Linked DNA regions of Mus musculus: all the other regions are linked to region 2. The links are chromatin loops, found by intact Hi-C in ENCODE. Cell type or tissue: left cerebral cortex. All regions are shown on one strand. Each heading gives the region's core, and the rest is flanking DNA. Links, peaks and the distances in the headings are about the cores only. Region 1 has its middle 400 kb from the start of Lsamp. Region 2 has its middle 540 kb from the start of Gm36903. Region 3 has its middle 290 kb from the start of Lsamp. Region 4 has its middle 6.4 kb from the start of Gm36585. Region 5 has its middle 39 kb from the start of Gm36852.

Region 1 (6,775 bases), core at 1,117-5,116, 1.1 Mb before region 2:
ATACCTGCTTCTATATTCTCTGCTTGCAACTGCCCTATTAAAAAGCATTTTACAAACAAATAAGGAGAAAACTGGTACCCTGAAATGAAGTGCATGTGCTCTCTCCTTTAAGGATGCAGAACTGACTTTGATGATTTGAATGAGATTGGGATGGAGAAGGACTGTTGGTTTTAGTATTAGACACAGCTATCTTTGAAAGCTTTCTTGCCAAATTCTGCATTGGCTTCAGGTTCTGATTATTCTAAATGGTTCACTGGAGGAATCCAATATGAAAAGTCCTGGGTCCAAGTGTGATTCCCACCAGCTTCCCTTTCTGCCAGAGCCTGTTGTATATTTCCATCTCCAAGAAGTATTCTTTTCTCAAAACAGACACACACTTCTCTGAGAGGAACTCGACCATAAACATTTTATGGCCTGAAGACAGCATAGCCAGCAAAACACATGGTGTTCAGAATTTTAAGACTATTGAAGGCTGAAGGTAAGAAAGCTAGTCATCTCTTTACCTTAAAATCTACAATGATTTAAAAAAAAAAACTCTTTTGGAATCTGAAACTATAACTTAAAGCAATAGATTCCTTCCAAGGAAAATTTACTCCATTTAGTGGGAATTGTATCTCAGTGGGCAAAACACCTTCCTGGCATGCACAAAGGTTCATATGTGCATTAGCTGCCTTTGTGATGTGTAGGTGGGAGGGTCAGATATTTATGGTTATAATCTTCTGCAGAATTTGAAACCAGCCCAAGATACATGAGACCTAGTCTCAAAAACAAAATATAACAAACAAACAAACACCCTCACCTTACTTCTTAAAATAATCATGGAGATTGCAATGACGTCAAGGAAGAATCAAAGATAAGATGTTGAATATATCATTGTTCAGAAATCCAGAGCTATCAGCCCTACTAATATGAATAAGGATAAATTGTACATATGCAGACAGAGAAGATGTCCTGGCCACATATTATCCTTCATTCTCCTTGATAATTTCTAGATGCTTAACCTTTTTTTTCCTTTGGGACTAGTCTGGAAATACAACCCATCACCTTTCCTCCTGGCTTTCCCTTAGCTGCCAGTAGAAAGAAAGAGATATATGATTTTAATCCTTAATGTCACACCGCCTGATGTACTATGCTGCAGGCTAGACTGGCAGTTCTGAGTCCCCCATCAAGTCCTTGTGTAGTTTTAATATGGAGATTTCAGGATAGAATAAAAACAGTGTAAAGGAAGGGTGGCATGTAGTGAAGTAAAACTAAGGCCACACAACAGGGCAAGATAAATGGGGTTTTCACTTCTGAATGCTGAGTGTTCTATGGCCACAAGGTGATGTACAACTTGTTCCTTCTTCAAGGGGTGGAGTGTGGTTAAATTAACTTTTAATGAAAGCAACACAAATACATAGGGATTGTATCAAACAGAAGACAGAAGGCAATCCAGAAAATATTTGGGAATAGCCTGATTGATGAAAGGAATGCTTTGAACTTCACTCTCTCAAGCCTTAGGAGACCCAAACAGGAGGTGAATTTGGTGGGAAACTACAAACAAGCTAAAGGTCAAAGAGGGTCCTAGAAAGTAGAGGAGAAAATGCTGGCATAGGAAACAGAAATGGTCTGGTGCCAAGGTGGCCAAATTTTGTAACTGACTAGGACATTACAATGGGAATTATCGGACTGTTAGACACATCTGTCTGTTTCTTAGTTGCCAGAGACAGCCAAACACAGACACACAAATGCACACATCATAAGACATAGGACATATGAATGTCAGGATATTGAAGTTATAGGCTGTTTACCCTGGAAATACAGAAAGAAGCAAAGGAAAAGGCAACCACCCGAGGAGGGAGTCAGACAGTGATAAATTAGGCACTGACATAGAGTTCATACTGGGAAGAACACACTGTAGGCATCAGAACCCAAGCACTCGCTCTTAGACATATAAACATTTCCCTAAAGCAAAACTTTACAGAGATCTGAGACTCAAACTGTCACTGCAGGGAGTAGTGGGTAGAAATTTTGTTTTCAAAACCAGCTATAAGTACCTGTAAGATCTGAGTTCGGACAGGCATTGTAAGACACTTAGCTCCACAAAGGGACCATTTCTGTGACATGTTTGAGGATGTGAGGATGTACTTTCTGCACAGTATTTGGTCATCCAAGTTACTTTGACATGCTTAATAATAAGAGATACAGAAGTCTACCTTTCTTCTACCCATGCTTCTCAATTCACAATGTAAAGCATTCTGCACTGAAACCCAAGAAATGCACATAAAGATGTACAAATTTGATTTGCAGTCAAAAAATGATGGCTTTAGGCAGTAAAATTCCTAAAGTATGAGTGTCAAATTTAAGAAATAAATAGGAAGGAAGAGAAAAACAAAGAGAGAAGTAGAGGTTGGGGGATGAGAGGAAGGGAAGGAAGAAATGAGAAAGAGGAGTAGGAAAAGAAATGGTGAGAAAGGAAATTACAATCTCTCCTTGCCTCCTTGCCTCCTTGCCTGCCTGCCTGCCTGCCTTCCCCCTTCCTTTTCTCTACCTCTGAAGTTGAACATACACACACTACAGCATTCCTACAAATATTCATCTGTTGTGATTTCTCTTTGGTGCTTGCCAGTGATGGGGCAATCCAAACATTTAACTCCCTGAAATGTTGATGTATAAATGGAAACCTTTTTACCTACAATGCTAACTGGTCATAAACAAGCTCTTATCTAGGTAGGTGTTCTGGCACTCATGCCTAGAAAGGAGAGTCAGGGTTCTCTGTGTAGAAAGCAAAGAGAGATCCTGTTTGGATGCTAGGTGGCAGTGTTAAGCCACAAACAGGCGCACACCTAGGATTTGCCAAGTGACATATATAATTTGTTTTGAGTGAGATGCACATAAAAGTGGATAGCTCACAGAGATGGGCTAAAGCCAGAAAAATAAGTTGCCGTGACTGTCCATGAAAGAGTTCATAAACATGGAAAGCCGAGAGTCATTTCTTTCACGGGATTGAGCAAAAAGCAGCTCATATTTTAGACTTGACTTTGGGATTTTTAGCATCAAAATTTCAAAGCAATCCTGTCTTTTCAAAATGTGACTTTGGTATTGAAGTCCCTGAATGGTCAATATTTTTCTTCTTTCACCTGAAATACTCTCATGCTCCCAGTCTGTGAGATCAGTATCTGTGGTAATTAGCAGAATGTAAAACAACACATGTTGTTCTTCTGGCCAGGAATGAAGGGGTCTCAAAACAAGTTGAGTCAGAGATCAGATAACCAACAAAATCCCCAATTCCAAAGTTTCCAAAGATGGGATCCTTAGAAACTTCTTCGATCCCTTTGCATTAACAAACTAGTCAATCTCTTAACCTTTTATATTTGTTCATGGTGGGAGATATTATTAAACTCACATTCACTATCCAAAAGTACATGTACTGGTTCCTGGTTTGTTTCAATTCCTTGTTTTCCTTTCTTGGAAGATCACGTCCAACTATTAATGGAAGATTCAATTTTTCTCTTTCCTTACCATATATTAACCCCAGAGATTAAGTATGGCTGCTCTAAACATTCATCTGAACACATAACTGTTGTCCTAAAGGCTGGATAAAGCCCATGTAATGAAGTGCTGCATACGGATTATTTAAAATAAAATCTATACAGGCTAATGAGGCTTTAAGGGTTTTTATAGCCCAGCTTCGTGTTTGTCAACACTTTATTTCACACATCTTTCTTTACCATTATGTATGCTTCCCACAAATACCTCAGGATACCCTTTACATACCAAAGTATACCATGATTTCCATATGTTTCTTTCTGTGCTAGGTTTAGTCTGAAATTCTTTATCTATCAGATCCAACTTTATTCATCAGTTATTGCTCACCAACCCAAACCTGATGGTAAATATCCCCTCTGAAGATAATTCTCTGGATTTTCCTGGATAGCTAACTGTCATGACATTTATAACTGTTAGGAGTATGATATAGATCAGATACATGCTTATGCAGTTACAGATAATTATATGGTTAATTTTAACTTCTTTACTTATGTTTCTTCTTCAGTAAACTAGAAACATCTTAAAAGCAAAGATGCCAACATAGGCCCGTGCATGTTCTCAATCTGTATTGTAGGGCTGTGATGCTCCATTGTTTCAATACAGGCTAGAGATGAAACAGTAGGTAAATGGTTTCCCTGAACAATTGCCCTCAGAGAATCTTCTGATTATTTTAAGAAATACGTAACGAGTGACATTATACAACAGCAGAGTCTCGTCTACTGAAGAACCAGCACCTTCACTCCGAAATATCTGCTGCTGGGAAGACTATGTCCCAAAACAACATTTGTGGTCTATATCTGTTAACATACTAGTATAGAGGTCAGACTATCTTAAACTAATAACACCTGCTACCTGAAATTTTGCTTCTTTTATATGACTATTTTAAAATGTCTCCTTCCAAATATTTTGAAAAGATTTTCATTTCATTTTCATTTCATTCATAAGCCATAGCCAGCTACTTGAAGCAGCAGTAAAGGGGAAACTCATATTAATGGAAAATACTTGGAAGCCTTAGAGATCTATGTTTTCATTTATGTAAATTGACTTCCTTGTGACTTGCCTGACAGCAATCAATAATCACAAGGAAAAGTCCTCAGTTTCCTGAAACTTACATAAACAGAGGTTTAGATTAGTGTTCTCTACTAGACAGCTATTTCAACCAAAGGATTTTTGTTTGTCAATGACTGGAGATGTTTATGGATCACAATTGTTCCTACTGGTATCTAGAGAATAAAGAAAGATATAGCACAGGATGTGTTAAGCATAGGGAGGCTGGCACTGTAAAAATTTGTCCAGCTCAGTGCATTAAAAGTGACTAAAAAGGCAGAAAACCTTGTCTTAGATACTGAACTAAATTGTACTACATATGAATAATACTTGCATCCTGTTCACTCATATTCACCAATGCCTGAAATTCACAGGCCCTGTAAATATAAATGATGCACGTTAGGGAGGAGAGTGAAGGTAATGTTTTAGAAAGATTCCTCATACAGAAATTTTTTGAAGAGGAAGCACCAAAGTACAGGGGATGAACTGAGGGAGACAATCAAGGGGGATACTGAGTCATGTTCAAGCAACAGTAAGGACTGAGTTCATAAGGCAGCAGCAAGTTTGTCATGTGTCAGAAACAAAAGATAGGCGTTAGTGGAGGTAACAGGGAGAATAAGAGTAGAAATGCACATGAGAAAGCCAGAGATGGAAACTCAGTTAACATAACAATGAGTACCTGGACCATAGGGAGTGTTAAAGATTTCTTTCTATTCTGAAAAAAAGATGTAAATCATTGAAAGGCATTGCTGTTATTATTGTTTAGTTTAACTTGTTTTTACAAGAGACATAGCTTGATACAATTTAATTTTTAAAGGACTACCATACTGTCTACGTGAAGAAAAATTACAGAGAAAAATAGGAGGGCTCTTTTTTGTTTCTGCAATAGCCCAGACAGTGAGAGAGGGGATGGTAATTTACATAAAGAAGGTACAGAAGAGTACAAGAAAGAAATAGATTCTGTGATTGTTTTTGTGTAAGAGAGCTCACAGGAGACACAGAATTGTCAGCTGGATTCACAAACTCAGACTTCAGGGTTTATTGCTAATGATACAAGGCTCAAGAGATCAATCAGAACTATAGTTCTGGCTGTATGAGGTTGTCCAGGAACTGAGTGTAAGCAAGCAACAAACATCGTCTGAGCCCTGGGATGCCTAAGCATTTAGAGACCTTAGAGGAATGAAATGAATGAATGAATGAATGAATGAAGCCACTGGGGCTGAGGAGGATTATTGATGGAGGTGAAAAGGAAAGAGTATGTAAGAACCTAGTGGCTGACAGAGACAACAAGAGATGTCCTTGTGAAATAATAATGGCATAGATTAAGTACCCTTGATGAGTGAAGAACAGAGATTTGCCAGTATGATGCTCACCAGTTGATGGGTCTAGGTATCAGTCCTGACAAGAACACACCCACACTGTGGGACAGGTCTCATGTGGGAGGTTTATTTTTAAGGGGGCGAGGTGTTGGGCAGAGGTAGCTTCTGGGAGAGAAAGGAAAGGAGAAAATGGAGGCAGGGAGAATGTGACTTTTATTGGGGCCATGATGCATGTGCAAAGGGATATATGACAGGAGTGGCCCCTAGGCAGCTAGGGATGACTTGTCTTGTCCCAGGGTCCCTCGAGACCTGGGTATAAAGATGTCTGATTGTAACAGAGCCACTTTCAGCTGTCTGTGGAGGCGCCTAATTGCTTACACCAGGAACCAGCAGAAAGCATGCACTCAAAAGAATGATAAGAACAAACCAAAAATGACTCATTGAAGTGAGGTCACATGTTTCCCTGGAGAATGTATAAAGATCCTAGAAGTGGAGAGAAAAAGAATGTAATACAGAAAATAGTATGTCTCTAGAGAAGGCAGGCAGCATGGTGGGAAAAGGACAGAGAGGCAGGTGAAACAACATTGTTGGTGTAATCCTTAAACACTAAGTACATTTATTACACTTTATAATGCAAGTTGAATATATCAACTCTAGTGATCTGAAAGAGCCAAATCCAACATCTAACACATATGGGAAATGGCTGTTAGAACTGGAGACTACATGCATCTCATTAAGAAATAGATTATTGGTTAGAAGTCATATAAGATTAAAGTCTTTTTGCCTTGCCTTGAAGAGGAAAATTATTATCTTTGAAGAGAAAGGAAAACTGCAGAAATAAGACCCATAGCAGCCAGAATTAGAGCTTCTGTTTCCAGAAT
Region 2 (4,000 bases), core at 1-4,000:
AAACATCAAGTGACTGACTCTCTTATCTTGTGTGCTAAGTTTCTAGTTAAATAGAAGAAAGAAAAAGATGACCCTCACTTACTGACCTCATACTATCATATTTTTGCTAATGCCTCAATAGACAAATAATTAAAAGGCTGAAATAGGACATCGGAAATCACAGAGAAACCTGACAGCATTGAGACGGAAAAGAAAGGAAATTAAAAAAATAAAGAAAATAGAAAGCAATCAGGTTCTCAAGATAGATTTGGATATTATTTTTCATGCAGGCATGTTCAGTCACAGACCTATGTGTCACAGGACCTAACAATTCTGATAAGAAAGAAAAGGGGTCAATGAGTTCCGAGATGAAGTTTTTTAGAAGCTGTAACTTCTAATTGTGCCATGGGTGAGTTCCAGCTGTCGCTCTGTGTATTTCAAAAGAGAACTTTGACATTGTGTTTATTTACTTGCAATGCTTCAACTAGTAAACAGCCAGGAGGAGTCTATTCTCATTTCTTTTGGCAAGAAGGCTCTCTAGCTACCCAAAATATTCCCTAGCAATGAAAAACGAAACCCACAAAAGTAACATTAGCAACCAGCTGTCAGAAGAAAATCAAGGGAAGATTGCCAGTCTGGTCATTTCATAGTGAGAATTCATGAGTCTCTCTCTCTCTCTCTCTCTCTCTCTCTCTCTCTCTCCCTCCCTCTCTCTCTCTCTCTCTCTCTCTCTCTCTCTGTGTGTGTGTGTGTGTGTGTGTTTGTGTGTGTGTGTGTGTAAATGAGAAGCCTTGCTTTTCAGTATTGAGAGAAATGTAAGTGGTACAGGTCCTCATGATAACAGAATGCCTGAACAGGAAGGGATAGTACAACTATCAATGGTAGAGAGAAATAGCAGTCTCTCAGTAGCTAATTGTACTAGGCTCCTTTCACCGGTGGGAACGGTGAAATAGGGGAAACTTACAAAAACAACAACAACGAAAAGAATGCATTCTTATTTTTTGGAATGATTTTGTGTACTGTGGAACATATACGAAGGCTCTGGATTTCTCAGCCTTAACTGAGATGCAAAGAGTATGTATGTGTTTGCATTTTTAACCTTCGTGAATTCACTTCACAATCTTCCCTCAGCACAGAACCAAGACATTTTCAAAGTAAAGACCCAGATATTCAAACCCCCAAGCATGAAACGCTCTGGCTATTCAGAGCCAGCAGTTATTAACCCATGATTTCTCAAGTGCATATTCATATTTTCTCTCTCTCTCTCTCTCTCTCTCTCTCTCTCTCTCTCTCTCTCTCTCTCTCTCTCTCTCTCATTCTCTCTCTCCCTCAGACAGACATTTCCTTCTCTCCCCTACCCTCACCCCTCCCACATCTAGGGACAGAATAATTTTTGTAGGGGTTGTTCTGTCTAGGATGCAAGTGCCAGGTGGCAAGCGGCTACCCAGCAGCCTCCTAAAGTTAATGCCAGTTTCCTCTTGGAAGAGCAGGAATGCAGAGGTATCAGCACCGCGGACGCGGGGACAGCAAATACCAAGGCAGCTCTTGGAGTTTACAGAGGAGCAACCCCAGAATCCCTGCCACTGCCTCCCACCAGTACCACACCAGCACCACCAGCACTACCAGCCTCACCGGCAAAACACACACACACACACACACACACACACACACACACACATACACACACACACACACACACAAACACCCAGACCCGCACATGCTCCTCTCTGACCCCCAGTCCGCACAGGCCAGCTCTGAATCTGCCACCACCAGCATGGATATTGCAGCAAGTCTGCAGGTTCCCGCTCGCCTCGGGACCTAGCCTGGACTACAGCACCGCGGGTAGAAACGCATCACCGGACTTGTCAATAAGCCGGATTCTGTGTAGACCCAGAGCGCTGGTGACCCCATCGAGCATCCCGGACCCAGCGGCGGCAGGAGGGGGCGCGCGGGGTCGCCACAGGCTCCCCCTACCTTGCAATGAGAAGAGGGACAGGAAGAACCCCAGCACCCAGACGCTGTGCAGCCAGTAGGTCCTCATGTCGCCAAGCGCTCCAGCCGTCTCTCCTCACTCCTGCTCTCTCTAGTAAAACGCGCTGCTCGCTTCCCTTGGTTTCCCTCAGGGCTCTCCCAGCTCCAGCGACGCGGACTGAGCAGTCTCCCAGCGAATCCCAGCACAGCCTCGCTCTCTTCTCCAAGAGCGCGAGCCCGGTCCTGAAGGATGCTCGCAGTCCGAACCTGGTGTCAGCACAGAGAGCCCTCTTTTTCCTCGAGCTCTCCCGCTCTCTTCTTTCCTACCCTCCTCTCCCTTACTCCCCTGCAGCTCCAACTAAATGAGACTGTACTTAAACAAGCAAGCGCCTTATAGGACCCGGAGCCCAGCCGAAAGGGCCCCGCTACTGCCATCTAGTGCGCACAGCCTGGCAGCGCCGCGGCCCTGGGTTTGCTTGTGTGTGAGAGGTCGGTCCAATGCAGCCAAAGTCCCCTTTCATCTCAGCAAACATAGGTGAAAAGCCCTTGTCTTCTTAAGACCTTGATTTGACCTTGTCGCAACATACATTTGACTTTCCCCTTCGCGGGAGAAAAATCTTGGAACTCACTGTTCATCTTCTTATCCCGTGGTTCCCTTTCTCTCTGGCCTCTCCCTTCTTAGCCAAGGATTGCTTGAAAGCCTCCTCCAAATGTCACAGTGACCTCCACCTTGAGATTCTAGTGGCCATCTGAAGCCTCATCCTATCCAATGCCATTCCACATTACACAGCATTCCCAATCCTTTATGTATGGTTTTGAAGCACTAGGTCAAACCAGTTTTGACATGGCTGACCCTATCTATCATAGCTCAGCTTCTTGGCCTCTCTTGTTTACATCATCTGCCTTCTTGCTTTAACACCTCTAGTTTGAAGTTATTTAGAGAGAAAACTCCAACATGAAAAACCTACCCATCCTACCTTCTTCTAAACATTCAGAGAAAAATTCTCAGCGGGGTACCAAACATGTCCAACTCAATGAATGACTCAGGAACACATGCTAGTGAGAGCAGAGGCCAGTCAGAACTCCTCTAAGTCACAAGGATGCAGCAAAGGTGGATTTTCCATCTCTTCCTGGGAATTTTGCTGGATGGAGACCCTAACAAAACTATTTCATTTTATTCAGTGATGCAATTTAATATTTGAATTATGTGATCATGGTGTCTGTGGTTTCTTTCAGATCTGCAGGTAATGTCTCTGCCATATTTCTGACCTTGACACTAGTAGCACATTGTACCCGTTGAATTCTTTGCTATGGGAGGCTCTGATGGGCACTGGGTACTCAGTACCAACCTTTGTACCAACTTAATAGACTGAAGATCATCTTTGGCCACTGTAAAATACACATGTGGGGAGCAAAACGGCCCCTACAGAGGGTCTCTGTTCTATACCCACTGCTGTGCCCTCTGGGAACTACTCCCTGTCTTGGTTAGAGTTCCTACTGTTGTCATAAAGCAACAGGACCAAAAATATTCTTGCAGAGGAAAGCTTATAGTCCATCACCCAGGAAGTCAGAACAGGAACTCAAGACAGGAAGCAGAGACAGGCACATAGGACTTGGAGGCTTGTTGCTATTACCATGCTCCCCAGGACCTACCTGCTTTTGTAGAGCACCCAGGACCACATACTCAGGGTTGAGGCAATTCACAGTGAGCTGGGCCCTCCCACATCAACTATCAATTAAGAAAATGATCTAAACGCTTGCTTTCAGACCAATCTGATGTGGGAATTTTCTCCATTGAGGCGCCTTCCTTGAAAATGCCTCTAGCATGTGGGAAGTTGACATAAAACTAGCCAGAACAGAGGAACCCTTCAGCTGGACACTCAACCACATCACTATTCAACAACAGCCTTTCCTTTCTTTGCTTATCCCCAAGATCTCATGCTAACATCAATAGCACAATACAAAATTACAGATTTAAAAGTTCCACAGTGTGGAAAAAACTCAAACATTTGAAAAGCTCCATCTCAAAAACATATAGAGAGTCTTTCAA
Region 3 (6,601 bases), core at 2,602-6,601, 1.3 Mb before region 2:
TAAGCCAAACTGAACTCAGTTACTACATTGTATCTCAGAAATTCTAGTAACTCTGGATTATACCCAGGAATGTCAATGAAATGAAAAATGTTCATTTTTCAACACTTCCTCACCTCCGCCACCAAAAGACTATTTCTCTAAAATTTTATGAATTGCTGCTGAAATTCTTCCGGGAGAATCATGATAATTACTGCTGCTTCTGCAGAGTTACAAATCTACTACATCGATTTCAGCCTAAAGATACATGCCTCAAAAACTCATTTCTCTTCTCTGTGAAGCCTGAATGCAATTATCTGGGCAGATAGGGTTTCTTAGGTGGGGAGTTAGACATCAAGGACACCGCCTCAACTCTTGTAGACTTTCACTGCAGCTGCTGTTAGGAATGTAGGGGTGTCACACCTCCGAGGATACAATACGTCTAGGTCATCAGAAATATACATAGCCACAAGCACCAGATGTGTGTGTTCTTACAGCTTCTTCTCAGAGTAGACACATGTGCATTTACAGTATTGTATACTGAATGCCAGAAGCTCAGCTTTGCTTGGGTGAACATCAGTACCTGAGATTGAGGCTTAGATCCAATGGATACTATCACTCTTTGGATGTACTGTCATCTTTACGCTAGTCCTCTAAACTCCTACCTACAATGTTGTTCCAGTAACTAAATCTCTATAAAGTGAAGAGTTGATCATTGGACACATATATTCTCCCATAAAAACTTATTGGAAATTTTTTCAACTGTTCTTCATGGCTGCTAAGAAAAAATATTTCTTTGCAAAGCATCTGAGAACCTTGATGATTTATCCCCTTTTACATTCTGAAACTCATCTTGCTGTATATTCATCATAAATGATACCTCGGGACATTTCTCATAAAAATCCCATACTCTTGAGTCTGCACATTTATTCCTGCTATCAGGTCTGGCCTGCTATGGCTTTATTCTCATGAGAATAATAATTATTTTGTCTGATGCTGTGAACCTTCAATTGGATTCCACCTTTGTACTTTTTTTCTTGGGGAGGGGTGAGATGTTTCTGGCTTTCTCTTATAGAAAATGTAATGAGATCCATGCATAAATGAATTAATGGGTAGACAGTCAAACGGACATATAACTTTGCTTCCAGGAACTAAATGTGTTTTTACACACACAGACACACAGACACACAGACACACACACACACACACACACACACACACACACACACCCATTATCTAGAAGCTATTGTTAAATCACCAACAACACTTACAAAAGTCATTTTTTTTCTATAAATTTTGTTTTATTTTGTAGAATAAAAGGTCATTGGACACTATTCTCCTAAAAGTCCAATACACTATAATTTTCCATTTTGATAAGTTTGCCTGCCTTATTTCTCCACCTTCCCAGGATGTATAGTGTTGATGTTACACAGATGGCATAGGGACACACAAAAGAGAAAAGATGTGTGTGAACACATGTTAGCAGAAGCCAGCTGCCCCATGGGTGACATTAATGATGAGATTTCTTTACAGTTCCCCTTTCCTGCAATAAAGTATAATAAAAAATACAATTCATTCCATTATTTTCTGACATCTTATTAGTTAGAAGATTGGGACAGTAGATGAAAATATTATTTAGAAGCTTATAATCTTCAAGTCTTATTTAAGTTCTTAAATGGTATTTATGACAAAAATAACATGGAAAGAGCATAATTCTACCTTAAAGACAAAAATGAGTACATAAACTTTTCCAGGTTTTGCCAACTTCTGTTTTCTTTGCACCAAATGCATACTGGGTGTTCACTAAATAGCACCATATGATGTTCCTTGTCATGATGTTATTCAATTAGGTTTGGATTGAAGGAGAAAACTCTGTTGAGATCAGTCATGCGGAAAAGTTTCATTAATTTGATATCTAATCCTGTAGCATATATGTTTGGATATGGACTACATGTAGTGTTCATGACAAAAATTTAATCTTACTCAGGTAATGTTTAGAAGGATTAGAATATAAGTTTTAAAAGCAACAAATAAAAGGTGAGTTGTTATTTTCAAAGTCCCTATTCATACCAGTGATCAATATGCTAATCATGTCTGATTCTAACCTGTTCACTTAAGCATCTTTGCTTGGTCACATTCTCATAGATAGTACTCTATAAAGTTGCCACCGTAGGAGATCTTGGTAAATTTTTCATTAAGCAGTATATTTAGATGAAACTAGATTTTTTACAAACCATAAGGCACCAGTATTTGTTTTATAAATGCTTTTTTTCTCTATGAAAATATATTTATAAGTTTCTAATAGAAAGTGTTTTCATACACAAACAAACATATGAGCTAATTGTTGATGTGTTGTTAAGAATATGATGATGGCTGAAAAGATCTCTGCCATTAAGCTGTGCAAGAGACACTAAAATAGATGAGAGAAATGAAGATAGGCAAAATATACCTTATATATACCTTATATATAAGCATGAAAAATACTACTGCCTTGAAAAGAAGCCTGCATAGAGTGAACTTGAGATTTTATTTTTTTGCCTCATGATGTGGGAAGATATTGCAAATGAATTAGGATACATGTTTTTCTTTGTGAGGTTAATGTGTTTTTCACCATGAAAAATAAGAACACATTCTTTAATCAAGAAGTAAATGACCAATATATACAATTTGGCTACTGTAAAGCAACCACACAGATCATGTGGTCAGTGGATCCTCAGGGCATAACCTTCAGGAACAAGGACCCGATCCGGCCTGACACAGGGTGACATGTTAAGAATATGGACTGTTCCTCTTTCTACTACTCAGCTATTAAAAAGAATGAATTTATGAAATTCCTAGCCAAATGGATGGACCTGGAGGGCATCATCCTGAGTGAGGTAACCCAATCACAAGAGAAATCACATGATATGTACTCACTGATAAGTGGATATTAGCCCAGAAACTTAGAATACCCAAGATACAAGTTACAATTTGCAAAACACATGAAACTCAAGAAGAACGAAGACCAAAGTGTGGACACTTTGCCCCTTCTTAGATTTGGGAACAAAACACCCATGTAAGGAGTTACAGAGACAAAGTCTGGAGCTGAGACGAAAGGATGGACCATCTAGAGACTGCCATACCTGGGGATCCATCCCATAATCAGCCTCCAAACGCTGACACCATTGCATACAGTAGCAAGATTTTGCTGAAAGGACCCATATATAGCTTCCTGTTGTGAGACTATGCTGGGGCCTAGCAAACACAGAAGTAGATGCTCACAGTCAGCTATTGGATGGATCACAGGGCCCCCAATGGAGGAGCTAGAGAAAGTACCCAAGGAGTTAAAGGGGTCTGCAACCCTATAGGTGGAACCACAATATAAACTAACCAGTACCCCCTGGAGCTCGTGTCTCTAGCTGCATATGTATCAGAAGATGGCCTAGTCGGCCAGCATTGGAAAGAGAGGCCCATTGGTCTTGCAAACTTTATATGCTTCATTACAGGGGAATGCCAGGGCCAAGAAGTGGAAGTGGGTGGATAGGGGAGTGGGGGCGGGGAGGGTATGGGGGACTTTTGGGATAGCATTGGAAATGTAAATGAAGAAAATACCTAAATAAAAAAAAAGAATATGGACTGCCACTCAGTATGTATTCCCCAGGCAGAGTGCAGAGTACAGAGAGATGACATGCAAAACCTGAGCCATGTGCTGCTGTACTGCTGCATTATAGGTTAGCACGAGAGTGTAGTGCTGATGATGTGAGTGGAAAACCACCAGAGGGAGAAGGTTTTGAGTAGATCAATATAACTTATAAATCTGCGCTCAAAAAACTGTAGGAACTTTAAAAACAAGTTTTAAAAATTGATGTTGTTAGAGAAAAAGGAGACAGGTCACTCTGAAGAAACTAATGTTGTTTTTGCTAGGTTTTCTCACCTTCTAATTTAGAGTTCTGTGGTTTTGATGATATCCGTCCATACAAGTCTGAATTTGTGTCAAAAGCTCAAGAATGAGCATCTGGGCGTTCAGAGATTGGTCGCATGCTGGTGACTGTGTCCTCGTCATCAACTGTACCATACGATAGAAGCACTTGCCTTTCTCCAGACATATCTCTAATTTGGGACCACTTGCTTATCCTGTCTGCTATCACCTTCCTCAGAGCATTTGACAGAATTCTGTGCACAAGCCCACATTAATGTGCCACGATGTCAGGTGGAACAAGAGTTTTAAAGAAACTGTAGAAAAATAAATTCTGCAAATGATTTGGATTTTCTATGTGCTTGATCAAATATTTGTTGGGATTTCTAAAGTTCAAGTGTTTACCTTCTCTTAATTACAGCCCAATCAGATGCAATTCACTCAGAAGCAATGTCCCTTCTCCTTTCCTTATGTGAGGCTACAAACATGGCTTTACTTTCTACAATTGTACTACCTCTCTTTCTCCTTTTTATTCTAAAAATGCTGTTCCCTTTAATGAAGGGAGCTGACTATGTTTCATGCGTGCTTTATGGCTTGAGACAACTGAACAGATTATTCTCCTCTTTGTCCACCTCCTGGTGGTCACAGTCCGAACTACTCTAAGAGAAAATATCCCTTTCCTTTTTTCCCCATATCCTTCATTGGATTTGGAAACTACCAAAACAGTTGAATGCTCATTGTTCCTAAAAGACAGATAGGAGAATTAGAGAAACAAAGGGAAGATAACTGTTTCTCCACTCACTCATTCTTTCTAGGGACATTTTATCACAGATCTGCAGTTTGCCTTTGAAGAACCTAAACCTTAGCTGACTCCATAGCAATCCAGAAAGTTATTAGGACAGAGAATTATTACAGGAGATCTGTCTATATTCCTCCATTAGTTGATAATTCTAGAAGTATCACCGAAGTTGTAATAATAATTACAGTAATGAGTTTAAGTTGGGAAATCTCTAAACTTTAGAGTTCTCAAGAAAGTATGTCTTTATATCACAAAATAGAATCTGAACCTCTGCACAGGGAATCCCAAATGCAATCATTTATTTGGCCAGTTGAGGGCAGAATTGCCCTACTTTTAGAGCATGCGTGTGGCATGAAAGCTTTGGAAAAGAGGCACCACAGGATCTTCAGCAGGAAGAAGGCAAGGAGATGAGAGAGGCTGAGAGAATGGGCAGTCAAATCTAAACTCCACAACACTGACAGCATCCACCTTTTATGCAGAATGAAATACAGTTTTGGGCAGAACAGTCAGAAACTGTGTATAATGGGTGCATTCATTTTACAGGCCGATCAAGTGACTTTTCCATTTTGTCTCTGTGTGGGTGGGTTCAATAAATACTCCTTTAGGTGATTTAGAATAGTTAACTCCCCCAAATCCCTAAGTTACTGTGCAAGACAACATACAAAGCAGACTCTGGCTTTCCCCTCTCAAGTGCTCATTGAGCTGTAGTATTCAATAGTTGGGTGTCCAATAACGTGAAAGGATGAGGAATTAATTTCTGAAAATGTATGCATTTTCTTACTTTGTTGTATGTCTAGACTCAACATAAATCCAGCCATTATCACCACAGATCTGATAACTTTGCAATGAAAGACATTTATACCATTTATATACTGAACTCGTTTTATGTAGGAGTGTCTAGGTTATAGATACCATGTTCATGTTTACTCAGCACACTTCCAACATCATCCTCTCTCAAACTCAACACCAGCTTACACACTGAAGCAACTAGGGTGTTCTTAGTTCTGTCACTACTTGTGACAGTCCATGGCATATCTTTTGAGTCATAATCATATGCCCCAGTACAGGGGAATGCCAGGGCCAGGAAGCAGGAGTGGGTGGGTTAGGGAGCAGGGCAGGAGGAGGGTATAGGTGGCTTTGGGGATAGCATTTGAAATGTAAATGAAGAAAATATTTAATAAAAAATGCCTTAAAAAAAGAACTCAATAGCTATAATCCTAGTGAGGATGTGAAGGGAAGAGACCCCTAGAAATTGTTATTAGGAACATAAATAATTAAAATATCGAAATTATTTTTAAAAAGAATAAGTAGATATAATTATATTTTAGGGTGTTAGAGATTGGTCAGTAGTAGAAATGTCTGCCACACAAGTATGATGATCTGAATTCAGATTCTCCATCCTATGTAAAGCTGGATGCTGTACTAAGCACCTGTGGTACAAGGGCTTCAAAGGCATAATAGTAAGCACAGACAGAAGAATTTAGAAGCTCTTAGAACACTGATCCCAGAGTCCTAGCATTTGCATCAAAGATCAATGAGAAACCCTGTCTCAAACAAGGTAGAAGATGAAGAATGGTGCACAAAATATTTCTTTCTCTGCCACACCCCCACATTTGAACACACCTGCACACATATGCACATATGCACATCCACACACATGCATATGTGTGCACACTCACACACACACACACACACACACACACACACACACACACACACACACACACAGACAAAACACCAGTAAGATAATATAATAATTTTTAAACAACAATAAAGTAAACCATACTTATGTTAAAGTGTTTTAACATTTCTTAGAATCTATGAAGCTCTGGGTTAATCCTCAGAACTTATCCCTAGGAAGAAAATAGAGATATGATATCATGATAGTCTCCTTTTTAAAAGGTTTACTTGTTTACACAGTTACTTTTATC
Region 4 (4,000 bases), core at 1-4,000, 880 kb after region 2:
TACATCTACCACTCACCTGAACACACAGCTGGTGTGTGTTGAGCACATAATGTATTTGGTGAATGTAATGGGTTCACTCCTAACAATGTAAAAATGTCCTGATTTTCTCTGCCTCCCCCACTCTCTGCCTCCTGCCTCCTCTCCCGTTCTGTTATCTGCTTCACTCCCAACCCCCCATGTCTTATATTTATTCATGCTTTGCAACATATTTTCCCCATTAGGGTTCTTAAAGAGAGACCTGGCTTATTGCTGCCCTAGAAAATAATGTTCATGTCCCCTCAAGGGCAAAATTACTAGGTATCCCAAACACGGTTAGGAATGACCCATATTTTTAATGTTTGTTCCATTTTCAACTCCACTGGGACAAATAATTGTCCTATATTTTAAACTGGAACTAGGGTGTATAGAATGTGTCTGTGTGTGCGTGTAAGAAATAGAGAGAGGGAGAGAGGGGGGAGAGAAAGGGACAGCAAGAGACAGAGACAGAGAGCCTTTGCTTCTTACTTTTATAGCTGAAATTGATAAGCCAATATATTTTGTCCAATCCAGCATTCCCAGATCATGAGTTCTTTCATTTAAAGCACATGTACACACCATACACACACATGTGTGTGCATGCACGAACGATGCACACACGTGCATACCCACAATTAAATTCCTAATAACCTCTGTTTTAATACTAACATCCAGAACCCATATACTATCAGCCACATCTTGTACATTCATTTAAATCTAAGAAGCTAGTCTGACACAAATAAAAAAAAAAAGTTGCTATTAAAATTTTAAAGAACCATCAAATCAGAAAATGACCACCATCAATGAGGGATTTTTGCTTCCAAGTCTGTGTGTTTGCTGTCCTCTGGTTTCTGAGTGGCTGACTCTATGACTCTAGCCTGCTGAAACTCCTGGACAAGGTTTCCTGGAAGGAAACTGGATCCCCTGCCTTCCATTCAAACTCTGTTGTAGAACCCACATACTGAGGTGGCTAGTGTGAATATGGAGAGTTTACACTTCCACAGAGTGAAGTGGTGACAAAGGGGGATAAGGCAAAGACAAAGCCCACCACTTCGGATGAAGGCCCGCCATTACAGGTGAGATCAAGCAATTTCTCCACCTGCCTCAACTCTCTTTCTGCTCCTTCCTCTTTCTGTCATCCGTTCTTAACCTCTAGGAAGCTGCTCTCTGCCATTCTACAGTGCCAAGTTCTCCAGCCTGACCCCGGCCCCATGCACACTCTAAGACCTCCTGGGTGACAATGACAATAATTACTCGCATTCACACAGCATTCAGACTATGCTGCAAATTATGTGTGTTTTCTCTTGTTTGCTTAGCCTACAGTCCTGAAGCAGCTATTATCTTTCTATTTTACAGATGTGAATATATATATATATATATATACATATATATATATATATGTATATATATATCATCACCTTTACTTTGGTAGCAATCCAGAGACCGCTTTGACCATTATTATCACATTACAGATGATAAACGGAGGCTCAAAAAGGTCCTGTAGCATGAACACACTCACACACAGAGGCGCCTAAAACATTGTATTAGCAATAGAGAAAACCCCCCCTCCCATTTGACCGTTCATTAAAACATATCTAAAACCGACCCTGACAGCGCTGGGCCGCCAATAAGCCCAAGGGTGGGACCTGAGAGAAACGAGTAAAGAAAGGGCAGAATTGAGCGGCTCCTTCCTCGCCCCCTCCCCCAGACATGGAGTCAATTACTCCACAGTGAAGACGCGGATTTGTCACAAAGCAAACTTAATCCTCAGAAAAAGAGGAGAGAGTAATTTTACAGGAAGAGAATTTTTAAAAACGAAACAGAGAATTGATAGCTTAGAAAAGGCAACGTTATAACAACGAGTTGTAAATCCTGATCATAAATTAAGGTTGAAATGGAGAGGGTTTTTTTTTTTTTTTTTTTTTTTTTGGATGGGTGAAGCGTCTTACTGGATACACCAGCACCACCTTGTGGTGACACGAAAGAATACACATGTGATCTCAGGTACTAAACCTTGCCTGGGCAGGAAGCAAAAACAAGATTGGCCACAAATCACCAGGCTCAGAATTTCATTCACTACAGGACAATAGCCATTTTGGACAAAGAGTATGCTTTCAGGGGACCTTAGCCTTATTTCACCCAAAACAATCAAATTACAAAAGAAAGCTATGCTTGCTCAAACTTAATATCGTAATATCATATCTCGTATTTGTTGGCCACTTCCGTACATGTAATTTCTATTTTACTATCAAAACACACCAAGAACTAAGCAGACAATTTATCCCATTCTACAGACAGGAAAAGAGAAAAGAAAAGAAAAGAAAAGAAAAGAAAAGAAAAGAAAAGAAAAGAAAAGGAAAGGAAAGGAAAGGAAAGGAAAGGAAAGGAAAGGAAAGGAAAGGAAAGGAAAGGAAAGGAAAGAAAAGAAAAGAAAAGAAAAGAAAAGAAAAGAAAAGAAAAGAAAAGAAAAGAAAAGAAAAGAAAAGAAAAGAAAAGAAAAGAAAAGAAAAGAAAAGAAAAGAAAAGAAAACTGAAGTTCATTTGTGACATTTCTCTGGATAACAACGCATTATTATTAAGCCTTCCCAAGAACTCCAGGGACAGTGAAGACAGAAATTAGGAGAAGCCAAAGAACGAAAATCAAGACTCCCTGACATGACTCCTAAAGACCTAGTTTCTCAGCAAAAAAATGTACTTCCCACAAGCTCAAAGTAGAGAGAACCATGGCAACTGACGCGCGCATGTGAGGAGCCAGATGGCCCTAGCTGGTTGGACCTCAGGTCAACATCACGTGGTGTCCACGTGTTCATCCATCACAGAAGGATTTCAGAGTCAACCTAGCTCTGAAGCCAGGCATCTCTGTCAGAAAGGCCTCACCACACGGGTGTGAGTGTCATCCTGAACAGACCGTTTCATCCCAGTTTATCTGCAGTTCGTTTGTTATTTCCTACATGTGTTTCCGTCCATCAAACTCCAGAGGTGTTATTTTCATCCCTCTGTTAGAACCTGGACAAGGAGCCCCACATAGCAGAAAATAGTCCTATATGCAATCTTCCTGTAGGCCTGTGGTGTAGCCACTATTTCTCAGACCTGTGTCAAAGACAAAAATGTTCACCTGTCCCACTTGGGAGAGGGCTCATGCAGTTTCTTATTTCTGCAGGACATTATGGGACTTTTGAAGGGCCACATGTTTTTTCAATACCAACCGTGTTAATCTAAAATATCAGCTCATCAAACCTATGAATAAAGCATCCTAATTTTTCTTTACATTTCTAACCTTACCAGATTGTTTTGAGGGAAGATTGGTGCTCAACAAGTTACTCTAAACTCTCTTTGTAAAAAAATTAGCCTTAAAAAAATCCCTTACAGGAAGAAGAGGAACATTTCAGACAATTATACAGCTATTTACAAAAACCCTTTGGTTTAACATTTAATGACGCATTTAAGGAAAATATATTACTAAAATCAGAATCAAATAATTTAAATATTGTGTCTAAAAGTCGATAGTCTTTTTCTCCTGTTTGGTCCCAATTTAATTACTACTTCCTCTTTAAAGCTATTGAATGAAAGTCCTGGATATCAGACTTTATTACAACAAGGTCCCTTTATTTTCTACCCTAGATAACATTAAAAAATCCTTAGATATCAATTTTTCTTGAAGTGTTTCAGAGACCTGAACCAAACAGAAGATACATGCTCGCTCTCGCTCTCGCTCTCGCTCTCGCTCTCGCTCTCGCTCTCGCTCTCGCTCTCGCTCTCTCTCTCTCTCTCTCTCTCTCTCTCTCTCTCTCTCTCTCTCTCTCTCCCTCTCTCGCTCTCTCACTTGCTCACTCTCGCTCTCTCTCCATACATATTAATTTAGAAGGAGACATGATTACAGGATCTGAACTACTTCATTCATCTGACTAAAGAAGTCAAACCGTACATTATACTTCACATGATTGACAGTAGTGATATCCAATCAAAATGTTCCTTTTTTTTTTTT
Region 5 (6,775 bases), core at 1,613-5,612, 670 kb after region 2:
GCCTGATTGTGTTAGCGTTACTGCAGATGTCCCTTATGGGGCTCAGCACTCAGTCTGTGATCCCATCACTTTGACAGTCATGTGTCTCTCCGGTGACTGAGCTCCACTACCAGAGAAGCTTCTCTGACAAAGACTAAGTACAGCCCAGCTCTGTGGTATAAGTATAGTTAGAAGATAAGCTGATAAAATGACCTCTTAGCAAAATAGCAATGGCAAATATTGTCCTGGGGCCTATGATTTCCAGAGTCCTGTGCATTTGGCAGGGTTTATAACACAAGACATGAATTTCTTCCCTCCTATAGAGCAGGCCTCAGACACAATGGGAATGCAGTGAGTTACTCCATAGCAGTTGTGGTGCTGTTGTACCAGCCTTGCAGATCACTGTTACAGCATGTAGGATCAAGATCTGAGCGATAACATCACCAGGAAGCCAGAGAGGAGCTTTTTTGCATGGAGAGACATGTTATGGGAGAGAGAATCACAGGTTTATATATGTATGTAAAATGATGGTAGAATATTGGGGGTCAAAACACTTGAGTAAATAGTGGCATGTAACTACGGGGAAAGTCAAGGTGAAGGGGAAGGCTAACCCAGAAGAAGGAAGCGTAAAACTGATATGGAGGCCTATGATCCCATGACCAAGCTTCAAAAAATGTGAAGGACAGTAGAACCAATAGAAAATGTAAAGGAATAAACAAAGATAAGATTAGGTAACATACACGAGTAGCTGAAAGATAATGCCATGACCTTCACCGGTGCGCATGAGGTTCTAGCTAACACCACGGTTATTGTCACTATTGTTACTAATCTCAAAATACACAACAGGGGGAAAAAAAACATAGAAAAGCAAGGATCACAACAGACCTTGCATAGCAAATGAAGCTTCAAGCACATAACCCATTCCTGCACGCCTCAAACCACTTGTCTATCTCTCTTTGTGACTTATGACTGAAAATAATAGCTCCTGACGCTGACCCTGCAGAGTGTGAACTCTACAAAACCAGAAAGAGGTTTACTTTTATCTATAATTTCACTGTTGCTGTTGGTGTCCACCAAGAAGAATAATACTGAATGACTGAGTGAACAGGTGAATTAAGAAAGATCTGTCAATACAAACACAGGCTTGCCCGGAAGAAATGGATTCTCCAGGTAGATTTGGAGACGTGCTATGAAATGAGCTTATAATGCTTCCCTAAATGTCAGTAGGAGGTAGCCAACCTAAACTATAATTAATTAAAAGTAATCTGTAAACTTGTCAAGTAGAGTCTGCTACAAAGGGATGCTAAAGGGATAAACTGGAGTGACCACAAAACTCAAGTGGCAAGGGCCAGCCCAGCAGTGAGACTGTGAACGGGGTTTACCTTTCTACTGGATCCACTCAGGCATGAGGGTTCTCAGACAGGGAATGTTCCGGATCTTCGGACAGAAGCATCTCTTGGGAAGAGAGAGACGATTCATCAAGCTGCCATGACTTGACAGGACAGTCCCTTGAGCATGCCCAGCTCTGACTCTATATTCACCAAGAAACTTTCAGAACTGTCAAGCATCTTTTTGGCGTGAACTCACGGTCTCGGGCCAAGTTTTTCTTCGGCTGTAAATTAATAAGCCTGTATCCTGCCTTGCATAACAGAATCGGGTGACGGGAGAGTCTTTCATGAACCAATTATGCAGTGCCTAATCATGCCAGGAAAATAATAATAAAATCAAATGGGTAGCGTGATAAAACTGTGGGCTGGATGCTAAGAGGAAGGAGGTAAACGCTGGAAAGTTCAGGTCCATTGGCCTTACCTGTCATATGTACTTCAGTGAGAGAACACTACAAAGAAAGCTAAGGCTGGGAGCAACCACAGCCTCCAATCTCATAAACCACCCTGCAGTACTTCAGAGCTCAAAGAAGTAATTTGAAGACTACAACATCATAACAAGTCCCTACTTCTCACTAGTCACCAAACAGAAGATCACAAGGCAGCAGATGTATTCAGTGGTCAAAGAACTATTGGTTAACAAGCAAGAAGAGCCGTGGACAGGGCAGTTAGAATTGCTACACAGAGTGGCTGTTCTAATACGACATGAACATTGGTCCAACTCAGGTTATTTTCAAACCTATCCTCTAGTCAGATCTGGTTTCAAGACCCTTCCAATATACTCATATAGCACCATGGTGATGTGTTAGCTCTGAGAGCATAAGTCAAACTGATCATCCTGTGTAAATGAAGTAGACCCCCAGAAGGCTTCCTACCTTTCTGACAAACTGAGATGGTATTGACTGATTAAGTATAGACAAACTGTTGTCTATGAATCAAGATAAAAAGTGTCAGCTCATTTTCACCTTGACAATATGGAAAGTACTAAGAGCTGACAGATACTTTTGCTTGTTGTTGCAAAAATATAGAAGGTCAGTAAAAAGTCTTTGTGTATAGAATCATAGAGCCCTATGCTTACATAAAGGCAATCTAAATATAGCCTAGACTCATTCTCTCTGTGTGTATCTGTCTGCCTGTCTCTCTCTCTGTGTCTGTCTCTCTGTGTATCTGTCTGTCTGTGCCTCTGCCTCTCTCTGTGTGTCTCTGCCTCTCTGTGTCTGTCTCTCTGTGTATCTGTCTGTCTGTGCCTCTGCCTCTCTCTGTGTGTCTCTGCCTCTCTGTGTCTCTCTGTGTTTCTCTCTCTGTCTCTCTGTATCTTTCTCTTTTTTTCTCTCTGTGTCTATCTCTTTGTGTGTGTCTGTCTCTCTGTGTCTCTGCCTCTCCCTGTGTGTCTCTCTCTGAGTGTGTCTCTCTGTGTCTCTGTGTGTCTCTGCCTGTCTGTCTTTCTCTGTCTCTGTGTGTCTCTGTCTCCCAGTGTCTCTCTGTATCTTTGTGTGTGTCTCTCTCTCATTCTCTCTCTCTCTCTCTCTCTCTCTCTCTCTCTCTCTCTCTCTCTCTCTCTCTCTCTTTGCCTAAACTCTGAACCTTGTATATTCAACCTCTCCTCCTCCTCTTCTTCTTTACCATTTATGTCTAGATCTTCTGTGAGAGCAACCATGCTCACAGCTACACTCACCAGCACAGCAACAGAGTGCCATTGAGCTTTTAAAACATGAAAGTGCAAAAGTGACTCAAGGACTTTTAAATATGTATTTCTTAAATAATCATACATGGATAGCAGTTACTATTTTGAACAGTTTATGGTCTATTCCATAGAATGAAAAGAGTGTTTAAATCATGATTTTATCTTTCAAAACAATGAAATTTGTATAAATGTCAAAAAAAAAAAAACCCTACTCCTTTTCAACCTCTCAACAAACTCATAGCCTCTAATGATTGTTAAGTTCCTTAAACTGATCATCTTACTCTGGGAATTTCAAGGGAAAATTAAAGCAGAAGAAAGAACAATTTTTAAGCTATAAACTTGAGCAGCAGCTTAAATCCATGGACCCATCCCTCTGAATGTGTTTTGGCTCTGCCTATCAATAGAACATTAATGGCTGATTAGCAGATACTGAGGATTTGTTGATTTGGCACAAGAGGCGCTGTGGCTGGCTCTTCGATTAGGTGTCCCTGAGTACAGATTTCACAGGACTGCACTCTGCCATGCCCAGAGCAGACTATCAGCCAGAGCAGCAGGCAGCAGCAACTGCCTTCAGCCTGCAAGTGGTTCAATCTAGAGCAAAAGCGCCGCCTACAGGCCACCGGAGAATACGCTCTCGCTAACAGGGTCTTCATTCATCCTGACAAGAAGCCTATACAGTAGAAAATCTCATCTCCAAAGCCTGCCACAAAATCACACGTTCATGGGGGTGTGAGGAGGTGGATAAAGTGAAGCATTTGTCAATTCCATCTCGCCAAAACACTACCTCCCCGACTCCACACAGAGAAGCACTTCATCTCAGAGCAAGCAGCAGTCCATCACCGACCTCCTCCCTGAATGCCCTTTAACCCAGAGCCAGAGCTGGAAGTCCTTCCGGACCCTACCTGCTCTCACACACGTAGGTGCAGCTGTATATTCGTCCTTTTTATTTGGATTGAACAGGGTAAGTGATTTCCCTGACAATGAGGTACTTATTAAGGAATGTGGAGATAGAATTAGATCCTCCTACCTTCCCTTCATTTCATGACAATGGAGTAATCTATTGTTACATTAAATGCATTAGATTTGAGCATAATAACCCTGCTATTTTTACCACTGCACTGCCACCTTTACTGCATGTACATCTATGAGAGACAAAGCAGAAATGAGATCTTTAAGTTTCCGTTCTTGACACTGATTCTTTTGGGATGTTTTTATCCCCCCAGTGCGCCCTGGACAAGATACTAGCCCAAAGTCTATAGGAGGTGGTTTTGTCCAAAGAGCTGCCCGCCAGGAAGCTGAGCTCGTGTGAAGGAATACCCTTCCAGTCTTCAGGGATTACACAGTTGTGAATTCAATGACACTGTCACCAGACCCAGAACATAACCACAGAGGAACCCTTTGTAGGAACTCCACTTCCTTCTCACTTGGAACTGTATAAGTCACAAAGGGCCACAGGAAATGATCAGAGAACATTTTTTCCCAGAGAGCCATCAATGGTCAACATTAGTTCATTAATTCATTCAACAATCATTAGACCACAAGAAGCATATATACAACAAAAAATACAGAGAGATATTCTTGCTACTTTAGCTAAGTACTTTTGCTTTGTTCTGCTTTTTAAGACAGGGTGGGTCTCTGGTATACCATGCTGACCTCTAAGGCAAGCCCTGACCTGATCTTCCCTCCTCTGCCTCACAAGAGCTGACATTACAGGCATGTCCAACTATACCCAACCCAAACAAATATTGTTGTAATAAAAATAAAGGAACAAGGAGCCTACAGAGATGGCTCAGCACTTAAGAGCACGTGCTGCTCGTTCTGAAGACCTGAGTTCAGTTCCCAGCATGCATAATTATAGGGAGGCGCACAACTGCCTGCAACCCCAGCTGCAGAGGTAGTCAATGCCTCTGGTCTCCATGGGTATGTGTGCTCAAACACACACACACACACACACACACACACACACACACACACACACACACACACACAGCATTTATTTTGCTCATAAGCTTAGAATCTGGACAGGGTTTAGAGGGAAAGGCAACCTTCTGCTCCATGTAGAGTCAAGTGTAGAGATCATCTAGAGCTGGAGTACCCACTTCCAATATGATCTCAATATGATTGGTGAGTGAGTACAGGCTATGAGCTGTGAGCAGTGCTCGGCTGAAGCCAACCAGAGCAGGTTTGAAAAGCCACTCATAATGTTATCTGCTTCTCAGATGTACTCTGGTGGCATTATAGTTACCATCTGAAATCAAGGCACTAAGGATATTCACACTAAGGACATGAGCAACTGGTATAGATAGGTTATTTTCTCCTTCCAACACATACATAGCATAGTTGACATAGCATAGTTCACAATCATGAACCTTTGAGAGGACTGAAGGTCAGGGCTTTGGAATCTCCCTCCGTCCACCTTCCTGTGATGTCATAAGCTAGTAAGAGTTACAGTCTTTGCCATAAAGCACAAAATAACAGTGACTTTAAAACTAAACCACCAATCGAAGTAAACATATGGTGGGATTCATGGCTCTAGCTGCATATGTTACAGAGGATGACCTAGTCGGTCATCAATGAGAGGAGAGGCCCTTGGTCCTGTGAAGGCTCTATGCCCCAATGTAGGGGAATTCCAGGGCCAGGAAGCAGGAGTAGGTGGGTTGGGGAGCAGGGGCATGGGGAGAAGATAGGGGATTTTCAGAGGGGAAACTAGGAAAGGGGACAGCATTTGAAATGTAAATAAAGAAAATATCTAATTTTGAAAAAAGAGTAAACAAAGGAAAAAAGGTAAGGAAATTACTGACTTCAAGATGGAAGTGAAGTTGCATGAAAGATTAGGGCAGGGGGTATTTAAAGTTCAGGGAATCTACACATATAACCAAAAGTTTGAAAACAGTTGTAAACTAAACAAATAAGGACTTTGCAATTGAAGTAGTCCATAGGAAGATGTCACCAGGGTTCAGGTTAATCTCACAATGGACATTTTCATTTTGAAAGAAACAGTTAGTTCATAGAATAAACTAGTAATGCTCAAGTAATGCTAAACTGTGATAGTTTGATGCTAAGCCCAAAAGGTGGTATTTGCTTGTCTTTGAATTCAAAATGAAAAGGTATTGCCATAAACAAGATGGTCTCAGTTTAAATTCGAATTAAGGAGAAAGTCAAAATAATTCTTAAGTCTTTCAGGATTACTACAGGGGAGGAGTCCACACAAGAGAAAAAAAAAACTATTAAGTACATCAATGTTAACAGAAGAATTTGAAGTCATCCTGAGATCCCTGCTCTGTGGTATTAAGAACACAATTTCATATGCAGCATGTGAGGTGGTCATATTTTCTGCTGGTTAAGTGGTCTAAGTTTGTAAATGGAATTAAGTGTATCAATATTTTATGAGGTCCTTTTTTCAGAATACTACTTCCTCCAGGTGTTTCGCCAACTGAACAAGATTGAGAACCACTAACGTAAATGAATCTGTCATTAGTGGGATGCAGGAGGGGATGTGCTTCCCCCCCCCCCACAGTGGGAAGCATTACTGTATTGCACCATCGCTATACTGAACAGCTGCCAGGCCTTCACCATAGGGCAGAAAGCAATCAGCAAATTGGCTTCTTACTTTTGAAGGGCTTACTATCCTGGCCTCCCGGAAGCTAGAAGGAGCCAGAAGCTTTTTGAAGGCAAATTTAGCCTAAAGACACAGAACCATATGGTGGTCCAAAGAGACACAAGATCA

What was found. A loop is a pair of places that touch in the nucleus more often than their neighbours do. Peaks named below come from ENCODE experiments on the same cell type or tissue, not always from the same donor. Only the 100,000 strongest peaks of a DNase experiment are listed, where the experiment ranks them.
Region 1: a loop joins it to region 2, with 9 times the contacts of the local background. A loop is called at or near these places in 2 of 42 quality-filtered maps.
Region 3: it touches region 2 in a loop (6-fold over the local background); 4 of 42 quality-filtered maps call a loop at or near these places.
Region 4: it touches region 2 in a loop (3.0-fold over the local background); 5 of 42 quality-filtered maps call a loop at or near these places.
Region 5: it touches region 2 in a loop (7-fold over the local background); 5 of 42 quality-filtered maps call a loop at or near these places.

What each region holds. Positions count from the first base shown.
Region 1 is chr16:41,127,284-41,134,058 of GRCm38, reverse strand. It overlaps a transcript of Lsamp not described here. Among named protein-coding and RNA genes, the nearest start is that of Lsamp, 400 kb to the left of the region's middle. In left cerebral cortex, for the core only: a CTCF peak has its summit at 2,786; a DNase peak (open chromatin) is centred at 2,819.
Region 2 is chr16:39,982,681-39,986,680 of GRCm38, reverse strand. It overlaps a transcript of Lsamp not described here. Among named protein-coding and RNA genes, the nearest start is that of Gm36903, 540 kb to the right of the region's middle. In left cerebral cortex, for the core only: CTCF peaks have their summits at 2,195 and 2,394 (motif pointing left); DNase peaks (open chromatin) are centred at 1,062, 1,513, 1,860, 2,354 and 2 more places; H3K4me3 peaks cover 2,339 bases; H3K27ac peaks cover 1,692 bases.
Region 3 is chr16:41,243,308-41,249,908 of GRCm38, reverse strand. It overlaps a transcript of Lsamp not described here. Among named protein-coding and RNA genes, the nearest start is that of Lsamp, 290 kb to the left of the region's middle. In left cerebral cortex, for the core only: a CTCF peak has its summit at 4,970 (motif pointing right); a DNase peak (open chromatin) is centred at 4,996.
Region 4 is chr16:39,107,540-39,111,539 of GRCm38, reverse strand. No RefSeq gene overlaps it. Among named protein-coding and RNA genes, the nearest start is that of Gm36585, 6.4 kb to the left of the region's middle. In left cerebral cortex, for the core only: CTCF peaks have their summits at 1,797 and 2,002 (motif pointing left); DNase peaks (open chromatin) are centred at 1,742 and 2,003; H3K4me3 peaks cover 558 bases; H3K27ac peaks cover 353 bases.
Region 5 is chr16:39,314,248-39,321,022 of GRCm38, reverse strand. No RefSeq gene overlaps it. Among named protein-coding and RNA genes, the nearest start is that of Gm36852, 39 kb to the right of the region's middle. In left cerebral cortex, for the core only: a CTCF peak has its summit at 3,664; a DNase peak (open chromatin) is centred at 3,647; H3K27ac peaks cover 259 bases.